Regions from separate parts of the Mus musculus genome. Here region 2 is linked to region 1. Evidence: chromatin loops called from intact Hi-C (ENCODE). Cell type or tissue: heart. All regions are shown on one strand.

Region 1 (8,000 bases):
GCCTGAAAAGGTAAGCTTATTCAGCAGTAAGTCTCAGAGGCTGATACACATTCTAGGACTAGAGAAGACTGTGCGGAGGCCAGAAGCTCCCAGGACCAGGCCTAGGTGAGCAGGCAGAGGCAGTAAGCCTCAGAGATGACAATTGCATCAGGAGAATGAAAGTTACATTTACAACTGCTCTTATTTTCCTGCATTGCTATTCTCCCGAAATACTGTTAAACATTACCCCTGCTGCTGCTGCCGAGTCTGCTCTGTTTCTCTTTGCGCATGATTTGCAAATAAAGGAAGTTCAGATTGGACATGGCGACACATGCCCTATGATCCCAGCCCTGGGGAAGCTGAGACAAGAGGAGCGGAAGTACAAGGCCAGCCTGGGCTACACGTGGGAGACCTTGCCTGAAAGACAAACAAACAAACAAAAAAAAAAAAAACCCTCCCGAACCCAAAACGAAAAAGGACAACCAACCAGCCAAGCCAAAGAAGACGTGTACTGTGATGTTCGAGGATATCTTGTTGGTTTTGTTGACTGTGGGTGAGACATTTGTGTCCGTTCCATCCATGGTGGGAAAAGCAGATGGGCAACCCAGCCGCCCGTGAAGACGAGGAAATGGCAACGTTTTGGCAGTACCTCTGTAGGCTAGTATAGGTCAACGCACGCAACACCAGCCTGGGAGAGAGAATCTCAGCTAAGGGATTGGCCCCATCAGATTGGTCTGTGGCTCGGCTTATGTAGAATATTTTCTTGGTTGCTGATTGTTAGCATTCTGTCTAAGCTCCACCCCCACAGTTACCTGGCAACAGCCAGGTAGGCCTCACTCACTGTAAAAGGGGCTGCTTGACCCATCCACTCTCTTGCTCTTGCCTTCCTGCTCCGCGCCCCTCCCCATTCCCCTCATCCCTCCCCCATGTGCTCATGGCCAGCCTCTATTCCTCTTCTCTACTCTACTTCCTTCTTAACTCCCCTCCCCATGCCCTGAATAAACTCTATTCTCTCTACTATACTGTCATGTGGCTGGTCCCTCAGGGGGAAGGGGTGCCTCAGCATGGGCCGCTAAGGCAGCCCTTCCCCCACACCTCACCACACATACACTAAACATATCCCCCCTCTCTTTATTTTTTATAAACACATCACTGATTGATATAGAAAGGCCTGTTCTACTGTGGGCGGTTCTATCCCTAGGCAGGAGGGCCTGGGCTATAGAGGAAAAGTGGGTGAGTGGCCAGTAAGCAGTGTCCCTCCATGGTCTTTGCTTCAACTTCTGTTTCCAGGTTCCAGCTTTCCTTGAGGTTGGACTGTGATCTTGGAGATGAAGGATGAAATCAGCCCTTTCCTCCCTAACTTGCTTTTGGTTTCTGTTTCTGTTTTCCCGATCACAGCCACAGGCAACCAAGCCAGAATAATAGCTAATCTAGTTTAATTTCTGAGGTCTGCACCTCTGACTGCGACATCTCTGATGGGGCTCTGTCCCCCAACACTGCCATCCGGAGGCATCGGACCACGACGTGAGATTGGATGAGGATGAACTGCACAGCGTCGACCAGACGGAATGTGGAATTAGAGTGGAAAGCAATAATTCTGAGAAGTGGGAAGGCTTCGTGGGAGCAGGCAGCGGGTGAGGGACAGCGTGCGTGCAGAGTACTTGGCTGCGCTGAACTCGAGGCTTAAGCCAGGCCTCGTGGAACAGTGGCTCCAGCAAGGCCTGGAGGCCGAAGGAGCTAGGCTGGAAGCCAAACTCCATTTCACTCTTTAGCATAAGCCCGCAGGAGGTTGAGCTTCCTACAGTTCATAGTCTGTAGAACTGGAGACAGCCCTGGATCAAGCCGACTTGTGTGGTTGTTGGGGGCGGGGACCAGGTGATGGCGATGAAAATTGATGTCTTTTCTTCATTTGCTTCATAATTCCCAGTACCGTAAAAAGAAGAAAAGAAATCCTGCATAAAAAGAAATGCGTAGAAATCTTGTTCCGGTCAGTGGGGATGAAGAGCAACCTCTCGCCTTGTGGTTCTGTCCATGCTTGGCAGACGGAAGCAGGAGCCAGAGACTCTGCTCAGCCTGCAGACCGTGGCCTGAGCTGCTCTGCTGAGTCACTGTCTGACAGTGACAGGGCACAAAGTGTACCACAGGACTGCAAACTGCTTTATGCTGTAGGAAGGATAAATATCACGGAAGGCACTCTTTCTTAAAAATAGAAAATTCTCTCCTCTACTCCCTGCTTTTGTGTGTGTGTGTGTGTGTGTGTGAGGGGAGAGAGAGAGAGAGTCTCACCACATGGCTAGGCTTGTCTTAAACTTGTAATCCTCCTGCCTCAGCAGCCCCTCCAAGTGCTGGGTCTATCCAGGTCCAGTTATGGGGCTGGAGAGATGGCTCAGTGATTAAGAGCACTGGCCATTCTTCCTGAGGACCTGGGTTCAGTTCCCAGCACCCACTTAGTGGCTCACAACCATCTGTAACTCCAGTCCCTAGGGAGCCAACACACTCTTCTGGCCTCTGGGTAGACCAGGCACATACTTGCTACACAGATATACAATCAGAGAAGACATCCATACACATAAAATAATTTTAAATAAATAAATAGACCTTAAAAGTGTTTGTTTGTTTGTTTTCTAAAAATCAGCTATGGGATTAGAGAGATGGCTCAGTGGTTAAGAGCACTGGCTGCTCTTGCAGAGGACGTAGGTTCAGTTCCCAACACTTACCTGACAGCCCACAGCTACCTGTAACTCTAGTTCCAGGGGCTCTGATGCCCTCTTCTGGTCTCCACAGACCCCAGTCACTTAAATGTTATATCTGCATGCATGCAGGCACCCACACGTGCAAAATAAAATGATTTTAAAAATACACTATGTAATGTTGTTGTTGTTTTGTTTTTTTTTAAGGCAAGGTTTCTCTATGTAGCCCTGGCTGTCCTTAAACTCACTCTGTAGTTTAGGCTGGTCTCGAACTCAGAGATCTGCCTCTGCCTCCTGCGCGTGCATCACCACATCCTGGCTTGTGGCCTGTTTAAAGTAGAAACTAAATCTCAGAAGACAGAGTAAGCTGCGCTGAAGTCTGCAGCCAAATTTGCCAACGATGCATAAAGTGGAGCAAAAAACGGAGAGAGATCTGTGACTGGAAGTCCACCTGTGTCTCCTTCCCATGTCAGCCCAGCCAGGGTGTAGGGAAAAGCCCAGCGCCATGTTTGCCCTTTCCCAGACACTCCTTGTCCCATTAGGATGACCTTTTCCCTCTTCCAACATCCCTGTGTGGTCACAGCCGCCCCAGTGCCTGGAGTCACTCCAGCATGACTTGTGACTCTGCACTGCTCTTATGCAGGCAGAGGCCATGCCAAAGGGGATGTCTTTGGCTGGGTGTCTGGGATTGCACGGCAATTGGGGGGGGGGGGGTTAATCTCAATCGTGTCTGTTGCTGGAGAGGAGGAAAAGAGAGTTGTTCTTCTGCTCTCCCCACCCCTCCTCCATATCTGTCCCTTCTACCCTGGAAGGATGGAGGGGGAGGAGGAAAGGTCTAGTGAGCCTCTTAAGGAGAGCTGGGTGCACCTCAGACCTCCAGAGTGGATGCCTGTTGACCACAGCTTAAGGATCCTGGGACAGACATTCTGCAGCCTCCTCAGTCCATCAGGTCAGAGACTGAAGTGAAATGGGAAAAACGTATTTTTCTTAGTATTATACTAACACTAGCATAATTTTAAAAATATAAGACCAATTATTGAAGCCAGGGCCCAGGAGTAAAAAAAAAAAAAAAATCAGGAGGCAGATTTCTGAGTTCGAGGCCAGCCTGGTCTACAAAGTGAGTTCCAGGACAGCCAGGGCTACACAGAGAAACCCTGTCTCGAAACCACCCCCCCCAAAAAATTAATTATTTTTATTCTTTTATGTGTTTTACCTCATGTGTGTCTAAACACCATATGCATGCAGTGCCCACAGCGGCCAGAAGAGGGCGATAGATTCCCTGGAACTGGAGTTAGAGTCGTGAGACATCGTATTGGTGCTTGGAGCTGAACCTAGGTCCTCTGCAAGAGCAACATGTGCTCTTAGCCACTGAGCCATCTCCCCAGCTCCCAGACTGAATATTTTGTACATTATGTTCTGGATCTGATATCTCTACACCCAGTTCTCAAACAAAACATTTAAACAACTTGTGTTGGTAGGGATCAAATCTAGAGCTTGTGTATGAGATTAACACTTCACTACTGTGGCCCATCCTTAGACCTGAAAGAGCTCCTGTTGTTTGCTTTCAGAGTGGAAACGATTCCTCTTCTTGTTATAGGTTCTGCGATTGTGAGAATCACCCTCTATTTGGCAGCTTCCAGTAAGGATGCGGGCCCAGTTTGCTCTCATGTCTTAGGGTTTTATTGCTGTGAAGAGACACCACGACCAAGGCAACTCACTTTAGTGGGGCTGGCTTATAGTTTCAGAGGTTTAGTTTATTATCATCATGGTGGAAGGCAGAGCTAGTGCAGGCCGACTTGGTGCTGAGAGTCCTACACCTTGATCCAAAGGCAGCCAGGACGAGGCTCTCTTCTGCACTGGGTGGAGCACTAGGAGACCTCAAAGTCCTCCTACATAGTGACATACTTCCTCTAACAAGGCCATTTCTACGCCAACAAGGCCATGTCTCCTAATAGTGCCCCTTCCCATGGGCCAAGTGTATTCAAACACACGAGTGCCTGTCAGCCTCCAGAAAGGCTGTGTGGTCTCACCTCCCTCAGCCCCTTTCCAGTGTCTGTGAGTGGCTCTCCAAGACCAAGGCTTGGCACTTCTGTCACAGGGGCAAGTCTGGCCTTGTGGCCTCTGTTTCTGTTTAGCCCCATGAGCTAAAAATAGATTTACCTTTCTTAAGTGTTAAAAAAAAAAAAGTCAAAAGAAGAATGCTAGTAAATGACACCTAAAAAAAAAGTGTCCATTAATAGAGTCCGTTGGAACCAGTCGACTGTTCATTTATTTCTGTCCCAGTTGATACTATTTGTAGCTGCCTTCCCACTCCAATGGCAGTTGTGGGTGGCTGCGGTAGACACTAGGTGGTTTAGAGAATCAAAAAAAAAAAAAAAAAAAAATTCCCATGAGTCCCTTCGCCCCTTCGCCTGTTTCAGAATTCAGTCTTTCTGGGCTTCTCCTCTATGTTTTCACCATGGTGCTGGTAGTGGCTGTCCTGAGGAGCCCTGTAGGCCTCAGTCTGGAGATGGGAGGGCTATCTCTTTCCTCAGAGGGCTGGTCAGATCCATGGTGGTCGGGCTGTTTCACCTAAGGCTGCAGATGGAAGACAAGAACAATCACAGAATCTGGAGAGGAGAAAGGTGTCAATTGGGGGTGGTCGAGGGAGGATGTTGCCAGACCACACACATCCCAATGTGGCCAGGGCATTTAAATCTCCTTGACAATTCTTGCCTAAACTAAACAGTGGGCCAACTGGGGAACAAGTGACCAAGCCAAGATTGTACGAGTGCACGTGTATGTGTGTATGTGTGTGTGTGCACGCATGTGTGTGTGTAAATAACACAATTCAGGGACATGAAAGGAGAGAGGACTTGAGGGGAGTAGGGGACCAGGAAAAGGCCAGTAAGCAGGGTCAGATGGGGCAGAGTAGTGAGAAGGAAGACAAAGTATAATTAATTACACAAAATTACCAAAAATGCCACAATGTAACGCATTAAACTGACTCTCAAAGTAATTGAGGGGAAAAAAATGCATTTACAAAATAAAGTTTCATGGCATAAAATTGTTACAGGAATTTTTTTAGGGTCAAAACCTGGGCCCTGGAGACCCCAGTGATCTTGGAAGGCATCTTTCTTCCTTGGCGTGGTGTTCATCAGGAAGCTTTTTATTGACGGTCTTATCTCCTCCTGGTCCTTGGGCTCCTTGCTCTGTTCCACAGCCAACTCCTCAGTCCACACAGTAAGAGGAAATAAGGAAAGAGAACTCCCTGAAACAGAAAGACAAAACGGGGCCTAGAAATCTACAGACCGGACTGGCCGGCATCGGGACACATGGCCTCTCTTAGCTACAATGGTCATGTGCGAGCAGGAGCGTCGCCCCTGCTGAATGAAACCGGTGTTCTGATAGAAAGCAAGAACGGAGGGATCAGTACCAGCCTATATTGGATCCCTGATCTTGCCAAACTTGAGAGTTATGGAGGAAAGAGCCCACGCCATTGAGTCCTCCTCTGTCCCTGGTGAAGGCGAGAAAAAGCAAACCTTTTCTGAGTCGTGACAGCTGGGGGATGTCCCGTGGCTCCCCTCTTCTTTTTGGCCAGAGAATGTAACTGGTCGTCCCACAGGGTAGCATGTAACCGAGAGGAAATAAACGTCGTGGCTGTGGAATGTGTGGTCTATTGCTCACTGAGGAGGGTGGCGGGGCTTTTTACAACAGGAAGCCCAGGATGGATGGCGAATCGTAAGGAAGTAATCAGTGTGGTATTTCACTTCAGTTGGAGGGAGTCCGTTCGCTGCCTCTTAGCCTGGTTGCTTGAGGAGTCGATTTTCCCCAACCACTTACAGCTGTCGTGTTTTGTAGTGATTTCTATGTGTTATGTTTGGGGTTCTCAACTTAGAACAAGGCTCGCTTCTTCTTCAATTTGTTGCTTTCTTTAGTACTTCCAACAGTTCAGCCAGCCAAGAAACTGTGTGATGGGCCTGAAGCTACGGGGAGGCAGCACCCTACCATGGGGCAAGCCCTGCCTGCGGGGGAACCATTTAGATTGAACTAAAAAGAAACAGTGGCGAATGGTGGGGCTCAGGAGTGATCTGCCACAGCCACCTGGAGAACAAAACTAGGAAACATTGTATATGTTTTTAAAAAGTTACTTATTATTTTGTCTCTGTAGTCATGAGGATCAAACACGTTTGATCTACAGTTTATCTATCCCCCAGATCCTGAGCCAGTGTTTTTGTATCTTGGGTCGGTTGACTTGCGCTCACGTCAGTCAAATGCGACGACTGTAACTTTACAAGCAGAATTGCATTTCATAAAAAGCTCAGCCTTGGGGCTGGAGAAATGGCTCAGTGGTTAGGAGCACTTCCTGCTCTTGTAGAGGCCCCAAGTTTGGTTCCCAGCACTCGCATGGTGGCTCACAGCCACCTGTAACCGCCACTCTCGGGCCTCTGTGGATTAGAATACAAGATTTTTCTCCTTTGTAGTTTTTATAATTCTTATAGTCTACAGGCATGACGTGTGTCTTGAGTAACGGGCATGCGCATTCCTGCATATGTGTGTGTTTGTACAGGGTCTCCTTGTGTATCTCAGGCTGCCCTCAACTTTGAAATCTTCCTGCCTCAGTCTCCTGGGTACCGAATTTGCTAGCATGCCAAGCTTGGTTTGCATTTTTGTCCAGTGTTTCTTCAGGTCTATGTCCAGTCTCTCAAGCAAAATATAAACTGCTTTAGGTGCGGGAAGATGCTGTGGAATAATATTTGGATTCTAGGGTTGGACATTTTTTAAAAATGGATATCTTGAATGTTTAACTAAGAACCTGTCTTTCCACATAAATATATTTGCAAATCTGAAAACAGTCTTTTATTAGACCAAACATATACTTTAAAAAAAAAACCCTTTCCTTTAACATGTTATTTTTATAGGTGCTAAAAGAAACAGCGCGGTGGTAAGGAGAGCAGACACTTGCTGACTTCCAGCTGTGGAGGGGACACCTCTGATTGCTTTCATTCTAACAGCTCGGAGAGGCTGGGGTTACTGTCTCACTCATCCTACATCTCAGGAAACCAAGGCATGGGGCTGACATCCACGCCAAGGTCAGGATGCCACCCAGGTTCAGGCCGCCAGGGCTCGCTCAAAGGGCTTACCCACCACACACACTGCAGCTCACTCACAGCAACACGGGAAGCCAGAGAAGAAGCAGCCGAACTGTAATTAGAGGCCAGAGGAGGAGACGCAGAGACCATCTCAGGATTTATGCCTGAGTGGTGGTGATGTGGCGAGAGTCCTCTGTGTAATGAAGATGTCACCTTCTAATGAGTTTGGAAGAAAGGAGAGTGTGTTAGCCGGAGGTCT
Region 2 (8,000 bases), 79 kb before region 1:
CTCTGTCCACTGATATATTGTCACAGTGTCTGCAGCTGTGGACGTCAGTATTAGAAATCATGATCACTTTGGTCAGTCTTTTCCTTTTTTTTTTTGGATGAACTTTTAAAAGTATAGCATGTTTAGTGTTCAGAGAATTTTTCCCTTTTCTTGGTGGTGCGAGGAATCAAACCCAGGGCTGTGTGGCAAGTGGGACCATGTCATCAGACAAAAACTGGGAAGGTAGAAAAAATTCAGAAACCCCAGTATTCTCATATCTGAGACCGGGTACATGTTTCATCTGCCGACCCAGGTCCTGTCCTGGGGCACATGACCACAGCACCCCACGTGAGAATCATGATCACTAGTCACGTAGCACAGAGTCCTCCAAGCCAATGAGGTATCTAGATGGGCCGCTCCAGGGTTAACCAATAAGCTTCCCTTCCCAGACATTCCTTCCTGCAAAAGGTATTGGATCTCTGAGTGATATCCACCCATTCCCCAAGATGAAAATTAAATAAACAGCGTGGACAAGCAAGGACGGGGTCTCTCTCATCAAGAACCGCTGCGTGGAGAAGCCTTTGTCATACGGAACCATTGCTGAAGGCTCCTCTTCGCTCCCCCCCCTCCCCCCCAAGCTAAGGCCAAGAGTCCCCTCCACTCCTAGGCTCCTCATTGCCAGCCCAAGGACCCCATCTGTTCAGAATCCTTGCACTTCCCACCAGTGTCTGGGTGTCTGGGAGTTTGAGACACCCCCTCCTGCTACTTCCCCCTTCCAGCTCATCACAGGCCTTTGTGGCTCTCCTTGTTCCCAACTCCATGTGGTTTCCAGTGGCGACTGGAATTTGGGAACCTAAGTCTCTTTGGCCTCAGCCTGCTTCTTTCTCACCTGGGCTGGGGTCCCCATCTTAGGCTACATTCATAGCCTAATGCCTCCCATTTCATCTGCCTGAGTAGAGTTCACATACCCCAGTGGCGAGACGGACCTTGGAACTACACAGAGCCACACACAGGCTACCTAGGCCAGCATCCTATAGCTCACCTGTCCCAGAATGAGAGGCACTTACAGAGCTAATGTCTTCCAGCCAAAAGTCCTGGCACACACCTGCCATTCCAGCAACTGGGAGGCTAAGCTAGGAGAATGGGCAATTGAGAGTGGATGGGGGAGGGGGGTGATGGAGGGGCGAGAGGAGGGAGGTAAATGAAAGGGGAGGAAAGAAAGGGAAGAAAGGAAAGGAAGAAGGGAAGTGAAATGGGGAGAGGGAGGAGGAGGAGAGAAAGAAGAAAGAGGAGGAAGAAGAGGGGGAGGAGGAGAAGAGAGAGGGAGGAGAGGGAGAGGGAGAAGAGGGAGAGGGAAGAGGAAGAGGAGGAGGAGGAGAGAGAGGGAGGAGAGGGAGAGGATGAAGAGGGAGAGGGAGGAGGAGGAGGAGGAGAAGGAGAAGAAGAAGAAGAAGAAGAAGAAGAAGAAGAAGAAGAAGAAGAAGAAGAAATAGACACAGACAAAAAAAAAAAAAAAAGAAAAAAAAAAGAAAAGAAAGAAAGAAAGAAAGCTTTCCAGGCTGCGAGAGGCCAATGGGTAAAGACGTCTGCCACTAAGCCTGAGTTTGGTCCCAGGACCCACAAAGCGACGGAAAGAATGGGTTTCTGTAAGTTGTCCTCTGACCTCCACTCTTGTGGCATGGCATGCACACCCAAACACACACATACACACATACACACACACGTATATTCACATACACACACATGCACATCTGAACACACACATGCACACCCAAACACATACACACACAGGCACACATATATACCCCAACTCGAGAGTGCTGAATAAGGAAATGTAGTAAAATGAAATAAGCCCTCAGTTCCACGAACCTGTCAGGAAGTTTCTTTAACATCATCCATTCGTCTTTCTCAAAGCCCATGTTTCACCTACTACACCAGTGAGTCAGCGGCGGGCCACAGTCACTGTGCCAAATGAGTTTCAGGTTTCTTATTCTAACCAGGTTTTAAGTGGAGGTCTTCTAAATTAGTATGCTCAAGGTTATACTGAGTATAAATCTCTCTACATACTCTATAATTTACCTTCTCTTCATGACATGAGAGCTCATTAAATGGTGACAAGTGACATACATCATCACAAGAAAGCACTCGTAATCCAAATCCCACACTGCAGGTTGGGAAGATAATCCACAGAGGGAGGGAGCCTAAGTGTGGTGCAGAACCTAAAACTCGAACCCTAACCCAGGAACTCAGGGGCAGGCAGATCCCTGAGAGTTCAAGGCCAGGCTGGGCTGCAGTAAGATCATGCCTCAAAAGCAGTCATAATAATAATGATGATAATAATAATAATAATAAAGCTATAAAGGACACATTATTCTTTACTTAATTTTTATTTATATACTATAAGTACACTGTAGCTATCTTCTGACACACCAGACACACCAGAAGAGGGCACCAACCAGACCCCATTACAGATGGTTGCAAGCTAACATGTGGTTGCTGGGAATTGAACTCAGGACCTCTATAAAAGCAGTCCATGCTCTTAACCGCTGAGCCATCTCTCCAGCCCTGTCCTTTACTTTCTACTTATGGTTATGTGTGTGCGGAAGAGGATGTCAGATCCTTAGACGCTGGGGCTCTAGGCAGTAGTGAGCAGTCAGATGTGGGTTCTGGAAACTGCACTTGGGTCCTCAGGAAGAAAAACAAGTACTCCTAACTGCTGCATCCCAAAGATGCATTTCTTCTTTTCTTTCCACGATGAATTTATTTTAAGGGTTTCTTACCTGTATGTATGTATGTATGCATGCATGCATGTATGTATGTATGCATGCCTATGTGCGTGTATGTGTAGCATGTATGTGCCTGGTACCTCAGTGACCAGAAGAGGTTATGGGAGACTGGAGTTATGGGAGGTGGTGAGCTACCATGCGGGAACTGGCAACTGAAACTGGGTCCACTGAGCCATCCCTTCGGAGCTGATACATTTCTACACTCCCAAGTATAACCAGTTCCTTTCAATAGGCACATGAACCCACCTTGTCCAAACAGAAGGTTGAAAAATCCAAAGACCGGATGGATTAGTGGGCAGGCAGCTTGTCTCAGCCCTACTCATTCATTCCTTTAACAGATGGGCCAGACACTGGGCTTGGCCCTGGAGCAAAAGAGACCAACGGTCTTCTATCCAAAGCGTCTACGACCTACCAGATAATTCAACACACAATTAAGGGGGGAACACATTGAGAAAGAGAAGTTTAGACGATGCTAAAGAGTGAAAATAATAAGGCAAGCGGCTGGTGGGAGCGTCCTCGGTTTGAAGGGGCCATTCTGAGGAGGACATGGGAGAGCTGGTTCATTTTCAAACTTTTCCAGCAGTCTGAGTACTGTTTCAGTGGTTTGGACAAGAACCGGTCATTGAACTGCGCAGGACCCCCGGCCGCCATCCCTTCAAGACCCTGCAGGTTCAAGTCTAGTTACTTCTTTCCCCAGCTCCTTCCCAGGCCAGGAAGGAACAGACTCTGCGCAGGACTCTCCCCTGTTGTATTCACGCTCTCCCAGGAGCAGGCCTCAGGAGCCAGCTCAGGATGTGGGGTGTTGCAAAGAACAGCGACAGCTGCAGTTGGAGGTGGCTGCCCGGGCAGCGAGCCAGCGGCTGCCACGGCTTTAGAGCCAAGGCCTCCCTGGCCTCCCGCATGCCCCCTGTAAGCGAGCAGCCACAGCGATGGAGTCCAGTGCACCAGCGCACCAGCGCAAAAGGGTAGCTTTCATTTTCTCATTGTGCGCGGTGCTGACGGAGCGCAGGGAAGAGAAGGGCGAGACCGCCTCCCGGGCCAGTCTGTCGGCGGCAGCAGCAGAAACCTCTTTTGCTGACACCGGGGGAAGAGGAAACACGAGTGCCTGGGGAAGCCCGCTAACAACACGGAGCACAGCACAACCCGCGTGCAGGCGTTCAGCCTTCCCCTGATAGATGGCTCCGTCCTTTTTCTGGATCATAGACTCTAGTCCACCCCACACCCTCCAGTTGTGTCAGAGGAACCGAAGGCCTTGCAGTCTACCCCCGAGACACATCCTCAGGCCTTTCTCCATTTCTCCTCACTTCCCTGTGTCTTCTGCCAGTTATAAGAGTCTTGTTCTCCTAGGGCCAGTCTCCCTTAAGTCCTTTAGGGTGTTGATTTCAGGCCCTCCCCAAAAGATATAAAAATCCACAGGTGTTCTAGTTCTGTCTATAAAATGATGGATGTTTGCCCAGAACACACACATGCATCCTCCTGGATATTTTAAATCACCTCTAGGTGACCACAATGCAGATGTTATGAATGTAGCTGTTATATTGTGTTATTTTGTGAATGGTGGAAAGAAAAGGCCTCTACACGTTCTGTATAGATGTCTTTTTGGAAGTGACATAAACTAATTTTGACCCACTAATGGAGAACATGGGTATAGGAATGTCTGACTGATTTATAAAACACAAAATGTAAGCCAAGAGTAGAAGGTGCACCTATAAGCCCAGCACTTAGGAGTCTGAGGCAGGAAGACCACCAGGAATTCAAGGCAAACCTGGGCTACATAGTGGGTTTGAAGCCAGCTTGAACTGCACAGCAAGACCGTGTCTCAGAAAGGAAAACCAACCAAACAAAAAAGTATAGAGCCAGGCATGGTGGCACTTGCAACCGAGTACTTGAGAAGCTGAGGCAGGAGGATTGTCACAAGTTCAAGACCAACCTGAGCTACAGAATGAGTTCCAGGCTACCCTGATTATAGAGTAAGAACTTGTCTCAAAAATAAACAGAAAGACGGAGGCAGGAGGATTACATGTTAGAAGACTGCCTGTAATACAGAGAGAGTTCCAAGCCAGTTAGAGCTACACAAGTGGTGGTGGTGATGGAGGAAGAGGGGGGAGGAGGAGGGGGAAGGAAGAGGGGAGGAGATGAAGGAGGGGAGAAGGGGAGGGGGAGGAAGCAGCTGCAGACACTAAACCCAGGCCCCTGATGGAAATGGGGCCCAGGTTCCCACACAGTCCCTGGTAGGCTCTGCTGAGATGGGAGAGTTGGCCTGAGGGAGTCTCATAGAGTGAGTGTCTAGGGCTAAAGTCTTCAGCTCCTGGCAGCAAGTCAGAGGCAGATGCTTGGTTTCTCCGGGAGCACTCACCTCCTGGGTCCTGCCTAGAGTAGGGAGCACCTCTGGGACCATCATTCACCTAGGCTTGCTGGCTGTGTTCCCCTGGCCCAGCCTGGTAAGGAGCAAGATGGAATTAACCCCTTCCTTCCTCCTGGTTCCTGAAGATGCTAGGGGCCGCCTGCCTGAGTGTCAAAGGGCTATTGTCCTGAGGCTGCCATTGGGTAGAAAACTCTGGGTGGTCAGCTCTGTGATGCTGGGCCACTGGCTTGGGAGTGTCTGTGGTCAGTTTTAGCTTCTCTTTCAGCTTTGTGAGAAGAAATAAGAAACAAGCAAGGACCCTTTAACCCTTGTCACAGGAGGCTAATCTCCCCCCCCCCACATCCCCCCTCCCACTTTTTATAGTTTTGTTTTGTTGTCTTGTTTTGTTTGTCCAGACAGGGTGTCTTAGTCAGGGTTTCTATTCCTGCACAGACATCATGACCAAGAAGCAAGCTGGGGAGGAAAGGGTTTATTCGGTTTACACTTCCATACTGCTGTTCATCACCAAAGGAAGTCAGGACTGGAACTCAGGCAGGTCAGGAAGCAGGAGCTGATGCAGAGGCCATGGAAGGATGTTACATAATGGCTTGCTTCCCCTGGCTTGCTTGGCTTGCTGACTTATAGAACCAAGACCACCAGCCCAGGGATGGCCCCACCCACAATGGGCCCTCCCCCCTTGATCACTAACTGAGAAAATGCCTTACAGCTGGATCTCATGGAGGCATTTCCTCAATGAAAGTTCCTTTCTCTGTGATAAATCCAGCTTGTGTCAAGTTGACACACTAAACCAGCCAGTACACAGGGTTTCTCTGTGTAGTCCTGGCTGTCCTGGATCTTGCTCTGTAGACCAGGCTGACCTCAGATTCATAGAGGCTCGGATTCTTTGCCCCCAGAATCCTGGGATTAAAGGCTCCACCACCACCAGGCAAAACCACACCCTTTACTTTTCTTTTTTTTTTTTTTAAACAGACTCTATATGTATATAGATCTATGAAGCAACACTTTAGACGATATTTTGAAATAAGGTTTGTAGAGGGTATGAAGTGCAATAATAGTCCTACTCTTTCTAATTAAATTTTATTTGGTTTGGTCCCAATTAAATCCAACACATTTTTAGATTTATGTATTTTATTTTATGGGTGATGAGTGTTTTGCCTGCATTTCTGTGTGTACGGGCCCGGTAAGCACGCCTGGGGCTCTGAGAGATGAGAAAAGGGCAGTGGATCCCCTGGAACTGGAGTGGCAGGTGGTTGCAGGAGCTGGGGACCAGAGCTGGATCCTCTGCGAGAGGAGCAGATGCTCTCAGACAGAGGAGCTGTCTCTTCAGACCCTTCGGTTAAATTTTAAATGCTTCAGCAAATAGATGTTCCTTCCAAGTTCAAACTTTGCCTCTAGGTCCCTTCCTAGCATACAAGTGCTGCAAGTCACCAGGAAAAGAGAGAGAGGGAGAGAGAGAGAGAGAGAGAGAGAGAGAGAGAGAGAGAGAGAGAGAGAGATAAGCCAGTGCCCCCGACAGATAAGATAACGAAGTCCAAAGACCTAAAGAAGCTGGAGTCAGAGCCACTGTTTACTACAAAGATCGCGTTGCAGGCTTTGGAGTGCCAACCTCCTGTCTCATTCTTCCTTGGCCACTTGCTATTGGGGGTTCTTAGGCAAGTCCACAGCTATCTGTGCCTCAACCTCCCCATCTGTTAAATGGGCATAGCAGTCATAACAGTTTCCTAAGGTTTTGATGGTAAGGCTGAGGGTCGAATCACATAATTCACAGTGGTCTGTGACAAATCCCTGGATCAGCAGATTATATAATAATAATTATTAGTTATTAATAATAATTAGCTTACATACATTCTTGTTGTATTTGGGGGGTTAATTTTGTTTTGCTTTGCTTTTTGAGGTGAAGTCTAATTATGCAGCCCTGACTGTCCTGGAACTTTTTCTGTAGATCAGACTGGCCTTGAGTTTGAGAGGTCCATCTGCCTCTGCCTCCTGGGTGCTGGGATTAAAGGCGATTTCATTGTTATAAAGACTTGTTCTTCTGTTCATCTATAACCTTTGATTTGACCTTGTGCAAAACTACCAGAGTGTCGTTCTCCCTCTTTCTTCCTTCCTTCCTTTCTTTCTTTCTTTCTTTCTTTCTTTCTTTCTTTCTCTCTCTCTTTTCTTTTCTTTTCTTTCTCTCTCTCTCTCTTTCCTTCTTTCCTTCCTTCCTTCTTTCTCTCTCTTTCTCTCTCTCTTTCCCTTCTTCCTCTTTCTCCTCCTCCTTCTCCTCTTCTTCCTCCTGAAAGGTTTCACTATGAAGTCTTGGCTGGCTTGGACCTCACTCTGTAGATTAGCTTCTCCTCAAGCTCACAGAGATCCTCGTGCCTCTGCTTCTAAGTGCTGGGATTAAAGGCGTACACCACGACGGCAGGTTTATTATTTTTTTTTAAAAAATATTTATTTTACATATATGTGCCTGTGCCCGAGTGTGTCTGGCTGCATGAGTTACCTAAGGAGGCCAGAAGAGGGCGCTGGATCATGTGGAACTAGTTTAAAGCAGTTGTAAGCCTTCATGTGGGTGCTGGGGCCACACAGCGGTCCTCTGTAAGAGTAGTAAGGTTTGCTGTTGTTGTTTTGTTTTTGTAAACTGTAGGGACATCTCTCCAGCCAGTTTATTTACTTTGAGAGTGATGGAGGGACGCTCTTTACTGCCTTGCTCCTCATGGCTTGCTCAGCCTGCTTATAGAAGCCAGGACCACCAGCCCAGGGATCACCCACAATGCACTGGGCCCTCCCACATCAGTCACTAAGAACCTGCCCTGCAGGCTTGCCTAGAGAGGCGTTTTCCCATTTGAGTTCCCTCCTCTCAGATGACTTCAGCTTGTGTCAAA

The links. A loop is a pair of places that touch in the nucleus more often than their neighbours do. Peaks named below come from ENCODE experiments on the same cell type or tissue, not always from the same donor. Only the 100,000 strongest peaks of a DNase experiment are listed, where the experiment ranks them.
Region 2: a loop joins it to region 1, with 2.0 times the contacts of the local background. A loop is called at or near these places in 8 of 42 quality-filtered maps.

The regions. Positions count from the first base shown.
Region 1 is chr5:148,948,579-148,956,578 of GRCm38, reverse strand. It overlaps 8430423G03Rik (RIKEN cDNA 8430423G03 gene), which reads right to left and starts at 6,329. Exons shown (of 3, transcript NR_040686.1): 1 at 6,191-6,329; 2 at 5,746-5,919; 3 at 4,921-5,246. Gm15411 (a long non-coding RNA gene) reads left to right here. Exons shown (of 5, transcript XR_868721.2): 5 at 1,378-2,838. It overlaps Gm52833 (a long non-coding RNA gene), which reads right to left and starts at 785. Exons shown (of 3, transcript XR_003956018.1): 1 at 467-785. It overlaps LOC108169085 (a long non-coding RNA gene), which reads left to right and starts at 3,383. Exons shown (of 2, transcript XR_001785025.1): 1 at 3,383-3,618; 2 at 7,571-8,000. In heart, CTCF peaks have their summits at 2,750 (motif pointing left) and 3,929 (motif pointing right); DNase peaks (open chromatin) are centred at 3,268 and 6,298; H3K27ac peaks cover 319 bases.
Region 2 is chr5:149,027,220-149,035,219 of GRCm38, reverse strand. No RefSeq gene overlaps it. Among named protein-coding and RNA genes, the nearest start is that of Gm15411, 15 kb to the right of the region's middle. In heart, a CTCF peak has its summit at 7,642 (motif pointing right); a DNase peak (open chromatin) is centred at 3,699; H3K4me3 peaks cover 892 bases; H3K27ac peaks cover 1,757 bases.